Linked DNA regions of Homo sapiens: region 1 is linked to region 2. The links are chromatin loops, found by intact Hi-C in ENCODE. Cell type or tissue: Calu3. All regions are shown on one strand. Each heading gives the region's core, and the rest is flanking DNA. Links, peaks and the distances in the headings are about the cores only.

Region 1 (4,414 bases), core at 108-4,107, 280 kb after region 2:
TGTGTATATATATTATTCAACAGAAATACTATCAATTTACACACATATTAATTCAAAATATATATGATCAATTAGTCCTCTGTAAATCCCCTCAAAACATATTACCTTTCTTCTAAAATCAATCACCATATTAGATCATTTAATTTCATATTTTGTGTGAGAAAGAACCAAGTTTGGTGTAACGTGGCTCTAATTCTGATTGTTAGCTGTACATTATTTCATCTTATACAGCAATTAATTGAGAATAATGAATACTTACATGGTGGCATATGTATTTGTAGCATTCATAAACCTCTTGTCAGATTTGATTCAACTTACAGGAAGTATCTGAAATCTGAATCGCAAAGCCTGATATAATTTTCAGTTCATTAATACATTTTTAAAGACTATTTCCTGATACTACAGCTAAAATCAGAGAAACGATTGTTGAGGAATGAAACAGTTGATGTAAATATTTCACATAAAGAAAATGGAGCTCTGTCTTAATGATCTCCCCCTAATTTCATTTTAACCTCAGTGAACAAAATATGTACCATCTAATAAGGAATTAGGCAAATACCTACCAGCACTAGCAAATAGGAAATTTAGGCCTTCTCAGTGTTAACAGAACTACATACAGACAAGAGCAAGCAACCTTAAGTCGCAGTTGAAATAGTTGGTTAAGCAATCCATATGGAAATTGAGAATGAGAATCAACAGAGTATCCATTTACCATAATTCATTACTCTTAAGAGATATTCTTTAATATTTAAATTAGCTGTCTTAAGTGGCCTTATTGAATAGATTATTTTGTTAATTTATGTAGTGATACTTTTGATACTCAAGTCTACTGGAATTCCATTTCATTTTCCTACAGTATTAGGAAAATAATGGACAAAGTGATGGATTAAAAACACCTTCTCTTTAGTTTTTTTTCCTATTCATGTTACATATTGCAGTAATCTGTGAGTTTAATTATATATTTGTCCAAATGCTGAAAAATAGTATTCTTCACTCAGTAGGGCAACCTGATGACCCATACTCCTTAGTAAGTGAATGCAGCAACCATACTGTATTGTAACATTGCATAATTGGCACCTTCACCTCCTATACCTCTATGTATTTTCACTTAATCTAAGAGTGCCTATACATTGGAATAATTGCCTCAATTTTACAGGTTACAAAAACAAACTTACTTGACTCTCAAGCCATATATTAAGTTGTGAAACTGTGATTTAATATGAAGTCTGAGCTTCGCATATAATATAATTTGTAAAGCATAGGAATTCCTCTTTCAAAATAATAGAATAACCACAGATTTGTTAGAATCTATTCTCTAAAGATAGCTTTCATTTAAAAGAGATAGATCTGCCAGTTACATGCTAATTTTCTGTTTCTTCAGACTGTCAAAATCATTCCTTTACACAACTGCACATGCCATGTAGCTAAATAATGGCCAAGGAGATAACATCACAAGTGTTTTGTGATTCCCAGAATTCTCAGAGGAAAATGGATATGCCTACTTTTTACCCTCATTTTTCCTACTGTCTACTAGTAGATGTGATGGCTCAATTTTGAGGCACCATTTTGTACCATGAGGTGACATACTAAGAATGGCGAAGCAGCAAGATAAGGATCCTGATGACTCAGACAACAGATTAGTCCTGGATTACGCATCTCTAGGCTACTTTCACATGAAAGAGAAATAAACTCTATGTTATTGTATTTGTCTTCTATTCCTGCATAACAATTTACCACACATTTACAGCCTTAAACAACAACACCTCTTTATTACGTCACAGGTTCCATAGGTCAAGATTCCAGAAATGGGTTAGCTATGCTCTCAGCTCAGAGTCACACCAGGCTGAAAACAAGGTGTTGGTTGGGCTGCAAGCTCATATGATGCTCTGAGTCTTCTTTCAAGCCCTCTGGTTGTTGGCAGAATTCAGTTAATCATGGTTATAGGACTGAAGTCCACATTTTCTTGCTAGTCATCAGCCAGAGCTGATGCTTTAAGTCTTGCAGACTCTTTACTGCATAGTCCTCTCTGCAGGGCCTCTCACAACATGGTACTTTACTTCCTCAAATCTAGCAGGAGATTCTCTGAGGTGGTGCCTCAACGCTCTTCCTTTAGGAAGGGCCCAGTCCCTTTTAAGGGTTCACCTGATTAGATCAGGCCCACTTGGAATAACCTTTTGATTAACTCAAAGTCAATAGTCTTGTTTTTTTAATGACGTCTGCAAAATCCTTTCACCTTTGCCCTATAGAATAACTTAATCATGAGATTAAAATCCATTATACTCACAGTCAAGTGGAGAGGATTATACAGAGAATATACATCTGGGAGAGGGAATCATAGGGGCCATCTTAGAATTCTGCCTGTTACACTTGTTTCAGCTTTCATTATTTCATTTTTGTTATCATTTTTGACATATTGTCAAAACTCACTATCAATAACGTATCACATGGTATACCCACCTTTGAGTTTTATGAAGAAATGTTTGTTTAGATACATTTGCATACATTCTTGAATTGGTTATCAAGTCTCTACACATATATACACATTTTTTGTTGTAGATGCAACAAAATACAGTTCTAAATTCAGTGCACAAATACAATTGAATCAACTAAGATGCCTGTGCCCTTGTGTTTATGTTTTTCTGCATTTTAATGACCTTATTCCACATTGTACTTTATTTTGCAACTACAAATTGTTTTTTAAATTAGAATAACAATGCAAAAAACAATAAATATAAGGATTAAATTATGTTGTATGGCTAAAATGAATGGTAAGGTTTGTACAGGGAGGAGGTGAAGTATTTTTATTTTCTTTCACTCATTTGTGGTTCTCTGTCCTCATATATTTTATATAATCTGTAATTTAAAAACAGTTTTCCTGGGAAAATAATATTTGCCTTTAGCTGTCTTAGGATATACACAATGAATACAGGTATTATATTAAGTTTTCTCTACGATCACTACTTCTTATTAATCATTTTCCTAGAAATCTTCCACCCAAGAAGTTTTCATGGCAAATGGAGTTTATAAAACTTCCTTGTGATTGAAGAGCTAAATGAAGTATTGTCATTCCCTTTTGTACTTTTCCCAAAAAAGGTGGGAAAAATATTGACTTATGGGTATGTTTTGTTAATCTAAGAATATATATGACTTACTATATATTAAAAATGTTACCACCATCCGGCAATCATTCTGAGGATTTAGACATCATCTAGATAAATAATCTATTTTGCAGCAGGACTCACAAACTTAAATAGCTACAGGGATAGGCATAAATTATGAACAAGTTAAATAAGTCAGGTGTAAGAAAATACGGTGTGATGGGGAATGTGATAAACTACATAGTGAACTTTCCACTTAAAGGCACAGTCTCACACACCCCAACTCAGTCATTCAAGGCCAAGTCTCCAAGATCTTCCAAAGTATATTAGGAAAGCTGGTAATCCAGAATTCCTTGTGAAATAACCCAATTTGAAATGCTAATTTTACCTTCAAAAATGTATAAATGGTGTAAACCCCAAAACATCACTACTAAGTAAAGGTAGCCCATGGGTTGGCAGCGTGCAATTTCTACACTAGAAAAGTTAATTGGCTATAATAGCAAATATTTTATTGTTAGCTGTGAATACATGTTAATAGCCTCACATATAACAAGCACTCTTAAAATATATGCTAATGTAATTGATATTTCACAAACAGCTGAAGTAATTTCTTCTTTTTCAAGTTCTTTCCTTTTTTATTAAGTGATGCAATATAAAATTACCTAAAGTATCTTGTCATGAAATTTTTGTACATCTAATTGTTTTTCACTATAATAACAAAAGCCTGATACTTTATTTTGTATATTAAACCTGACTAACTTTTGAAAAATAAAGGCCAATTTGTTTCAAGCAGGTATAAGATATTTCATAAATTGCATACTATATTGTGTGTTAAATGGGTTACAAAAGCCCTGAGTTGGCGCTTGCTTTCTCCATGTACAAACATCTAGTTAGTCAGGACTTTTATATCCCCAATCCTATTGAGTCTCAGAAATCTGAAGTTTTTTTTATATTAAAAGATAAAATGTTGTATCCAGAGGAGAAATGTATACTTGCTGTATTTTAGGTAACTTTTTCTTCTGCATTTATAGCCTCTGGCATGAATAATTAATCATTTAATTACAAACTTTACTTTGACGTAATTGACCATTAGATTTTATGAATTTATTATATAAGATTTTGCCTACTCACAAAAAATTCAGAAAGTTGATGAACCTTGCTATGTTGTTATTTTGATGAAGCAAATTTGCGTCACACTTTAATCTGGTAGCAGACGTGTGCTGACCCTATGAGAGAAATCCATGCAATCATCCAGCTCCTCCATTCCAACCAGGCTGGTGATTATGTACTCTTCATCTTTTCCTTGATTCCCAAAG
Region 2 (4,414 bases), core at 340-4,339:
CATGGATGAATGTTAATGGAGAACATATATATATATATATATATATATATATATATATATATAAAATACCCATGATATTATTCTTTTCATACCTTTAAATCACAACTGTATAATGCTTGAATACATCTGGACTATTATAGAATTAATTTCCATTTGTTAAGTAGTACCCTGCTGACCTGAAAGAGAATCAAGGCAGTCTGCAAAAGTATTTAACTTACAACCAGCAGGTAGTTAGAAGAATTTGCTGGCACATGTTCTTAACAAAATATTTAATAGAAGAAACAGAAAAAGGAAAACTATGTCATTTTCCAAAACATGGCAACCAATGAAAATCAACACATATATCAGTTTGCTCACTTTATTGGTAATAAATATCATTTTTAAAATATGTTGCTTATAGAAAAGATGCATATTCCTTAATCGATAGGTCATTTTCACCACTTGTAATTCTCTGCCTTTCTATTACCTCCATTTAATCATTTTATTTATTTATTTATTTTGCATATGTGTGATTCACCTCATCAAAGCAACTATAAGCTTGTTTAAAATCTAAGAGAATTCCTGGGGTTAAACTCATGTAACTGTGGATGGAGATAAGACTGGAAAATTTGTGGAGCAAGGGGCATAATTAATATCATGCTGTATAAACATGGTGCATCTGATTTGGTATTCTGTCTGTGCAAGGAACTCTCATAGCTGATTTGTAGAAAGCCAGATAGGATATATATGACATAAAGCAATTAAGACTATCACTGAAGTCTTCTTACCTTCTGCCAATAGCTCTCATTCTATCCATGTACATTTTCCTCATTATTTCTTAGTTATAAAGAGTTGTATATATGTGCCTGTTTAAGATGAGGTTTTACTTCATTTTATTTTCCACCTGAGTTTTTTCAGCCTATACAAATGTCTCCTGCATCTCCTTTCATAATGTTAGAGTTTGCAGTGATATCCTATCTCCGTATCTACCTTGTCCTAATGTGCTGAGCCTATCCTTTTATGGATGGCCCTCATTTGTTGATCATATTCCTTGCTTTTTTTTGGGCGATGTTCAGTTATTTAAAGTACCAATGCATCAGGGGAGGACAACCTTTTGTCTTTAGTTTCTGTCATCCTTCCAGATGCTGCCCAGGAGTCAGCGTTCCCTTTTTACTCACACAGCCTTATGTCTCTGGGAGCAGCCTATTTCATCCTCATTGTTTCCTGGACAGTAACTGATTACTTGGTTACCACTGGGTTAGAATGAAGTTTGGTTTCTATTCCCCTAAATATGTATGCGGACACTTGTCTACCTTGATCTTATTTTCTGCTGTCTTGTAGCTTACAGAGCCTTCTAAGGAATGAATGCAGTAAAGAGAATCCCCATCAGCTTGATTTTTCTCAAAATTTTTAAAAAGTGAATTATGTTGAATAAAAGCCTGTGGTAAAGACAATGTTACAGAATGAAATCTCTGCTTTTCTTCTCCCATTTAGGGGAAGAAAGGCGGTTCTGTAAGAGTTAGCCCACGATGATTCTCTATGTGTATAATTTTATCATTGCTCAAACCTGTTCATCAGTAAAAGAAAAATATATATTAAAGAAGAATCTTTCAATAATTATAAGACCTTTCTCCACAGTACTTCATTACAGTGCATCATGGGAATGCAGGGTATTGTATAAGCGTTGACTCAAGAGTCAATGGCCCAGCTCCAAATCCTGACCAAATCCTCCTGTGTCTTTTGTGGGGAACAAACTTAACTTCTCTGTACCTGTATTTTCCCATTTTTAAGAGGAGAAATAGTAGATATGTCCAGCAGCATTGTGAAGCTAAAATGAATTGAAAATTATGCTTGCCTCATAGTTAGTGTTCAATGTAAGTATGACGCTTACTAGGTTGATGAAATAATGCAGAGTACTTCTATAAAAGAAACGTGTTTATAAATACTACACACAGTTTTCATGTCCTGGTTGGTTATCTTATTTTCTTCTTAAAGTCAAAAACATTTGCAAGTTTGAAATTCCAAGAGGTTTTCAGAGTATTTTTATGGATAAGGGTATAATGAAATAAAAGTAACATAGGCCACCTTGAAATGGGATAAAAATTATGTAGTGATGGTTATGAAAAATGAGTGCCCAGAATGAATTCTTTATTAACAAAGATTTTCCTAAAATAATGCAATGTAAAAACTTAGTTTTGATTTTGGAGTTATGCATGTTATAATATATAACAAATAAGTGATTAAAACACCATGTAACTCTAAATGTAATAACTTTTATTTAACTGATGATACAAGAGATATGGGAAAAATATTTTCCCACAGGGAGGAACTGAGATCTTAAGCAATTGGCATAAAGAATAAGGCAACTATTGAGTTAACATCAGCCTCAGAATAGTTTTAAACAAATTATTAGGCAAAAAATGGCACCATGGGTTTAAACATTTTACTAAATATCAGAGTAGACATTAATTTCTGTTTTGTTCCTTTATATCAATAAATTAAAAGGCTATTGTTGTCTTAAAGAAGTTAAGACACAATTTTAGTGGGTTATGTAGACTTTATGCACTTTTCTTAATAAACTGAAAATATACGAAACGCACACACACATATATAAAAATATTTCAAAATATTAGCCTCTTCTCCTGAGGTACTGCAAGGACACCTACAGGTGGCAAAGACAAGAGCAATAAGCCATTTAATTTGAGATGATTTTGACAACTTGCTGACATTGAGTTATTTTTTTGCTTAAGTTATGAAATCATATTTGTTATGTCAAATACAAACATGGAAGAAAATTTATGGATATGGAATTGTAATGATGAATAAGCATCTTCATTTTTAATTGCAACAGTGGAAGGAGATATCTGGAAAATTTAGAGTCTACATATTTTCCTTGCCTATCTAGTAAGCAGCTTTTTACCTAGGTACATAAATTTTCCTCAATGAGAAAGCAAATGCATTTGTGTGGTCTTGCAAACCCATTAGAATTTATATTAATACTCTTACCATAAAATAAGATTTTGGTGGGGAGGAAATTTGCAGAAGAATGTTAGAGAAATAGAAGAATGTGCTGGAAGGGAGATTGAAAATGAATATCATTTCTTGATAAAGAAATAGACCAAAATGTGTAACATGGTTTTGAGGTAGAAGAAATTCTACATACAGTAAGCAGCTTACAGATATTGGCACATTATTTAAACAAAAAGAGTGCTTGCTAAAACACTACCATGCAATAGATTCATACATTTCAGTTTCAATTAGCAGCCTCATTTATTACCCACCAAGATGTGAAACCGCAAGGTGAGGTTAAAGTGTCACCGAGGGTGTCTTCATCACTTCAATATCATTGCCTTAAAAGGCACTGACCAGAAGAAGCAGATGACCTCATTTCAAAATTATTACAGTACAGAGAACTCAGTTTCAACATTATAATTCATTTTATCATGGAATATTTCAAATTTATTATCAGTTTCCTAACACATAATGGTTAATCGTTAAGGATAGCCACTTTAACATAATATGAATACGCATTTCTCCATAGGTAATACAACAGTTCCTGCATTAGCATTATTGACTAAGGTACATTTAACTTCTTCACTAATACTTAATGGAAGGTTAATGTATAAGTCAGGAGATTAAATGGCTTTTACTTAAAACAAGTATATTGATTAAAATAACTTAGTGAGATTTTTAAGGTTGATGATATAAAAACAGTCACACATTTTAATATTTTATTTAATATTAAGAGCAAATTGTAGGGTGCAACAGATCAAGATTAGTGGAAGTTATTGCACTAATTGCTTGTGGAACTAATTCTTGCTCACTGTTAACAAATGGATATTGTATACTGAAAGGCAACAAATCATCCTGGTTATTTCTAGTGTTCAAGGAGTTTCTCTGTTTAAGAATTTCTATTGTTTCTTGCAATGTCCTTCAGGAATGTCTTCCTTGTATCTTACACCTGGCACCATTAAAAGATAAAATAACCTTCCCAAAACAGAGCTACTATTCAATGTCAATGATATGTAGCTCCATTTCCTTTTTTCATGCTATTGTTATTTAAATCTGTGTTAAACCTAATACATGGAATACTTGCAGTGAATTAACCAATGTTACTTTACCATTTCCTTTCTTTCCTCAAAATCCAATATTCCACCAAGTATAGTATACTGACAAATCGGCCTTGTAATAGTATGACATATGATGCCCCAGATCATTTGTTTCTCTGATTCTGTTTCTGTCTAGACATACTCAGACACCTCATCTATTCATCTCTTTTGTTTAGGTAGCACAAAGTTACACCTGCAGGGTCTTGCTCAGTTTTAACCTGAGCTTTGTATCAAAGGAATTTGATTGTAAGAAATAGTGACCAGGGCCTGTGTAAATATTGTGCCAGTGTAACTGCAGAGTGAATAACTTATAGCAGGTTTGCAGT

The links. A loop is a pair of places that touch in the nucleus more often than their neighbours do. Peaks named below come from ENCODE experiments on the same cell type or tissue, not always from the same donor. Only the 100,000 strongest peaks of a DNase experiment are listed, where the experiment ranks them.
Region 1: a loop joins it to region 2, with 2.3 times the contacts of the local background. A loop is called at or near these places in 3 of 110 quality-filtered maps.

Annotation. Positions count from the first base shown.
Region 1 is chr5:51,962,742-51,967,155 of GRCh38, forward strand. LOC105378959 (a long non-coding RNA gene) reads right to left here and starts at 1,652. Exons shown (of 3, transcript XR_948315.2): 1 at 1,588-1,652; 2 at 260-334. In Calu3, for the core only: no CTCF peak of the experiment used is centred there; no DNase peak of the experiment used is centred there.
Region 2 is chr5:51,682,323-51,686,736 of GRCh38, forward strand. No RefSeq gene overlaps it. Among named protein-coding and RNA genes, the nearest start is that of ISL1, 300 kb to the left of the region's middle. RefSeq lists an enhancer at 3,298-3,882. In Calu3, for the core only: a CTCF peak has its summit at 2,642; no DNase peak of the experiment used is centred there.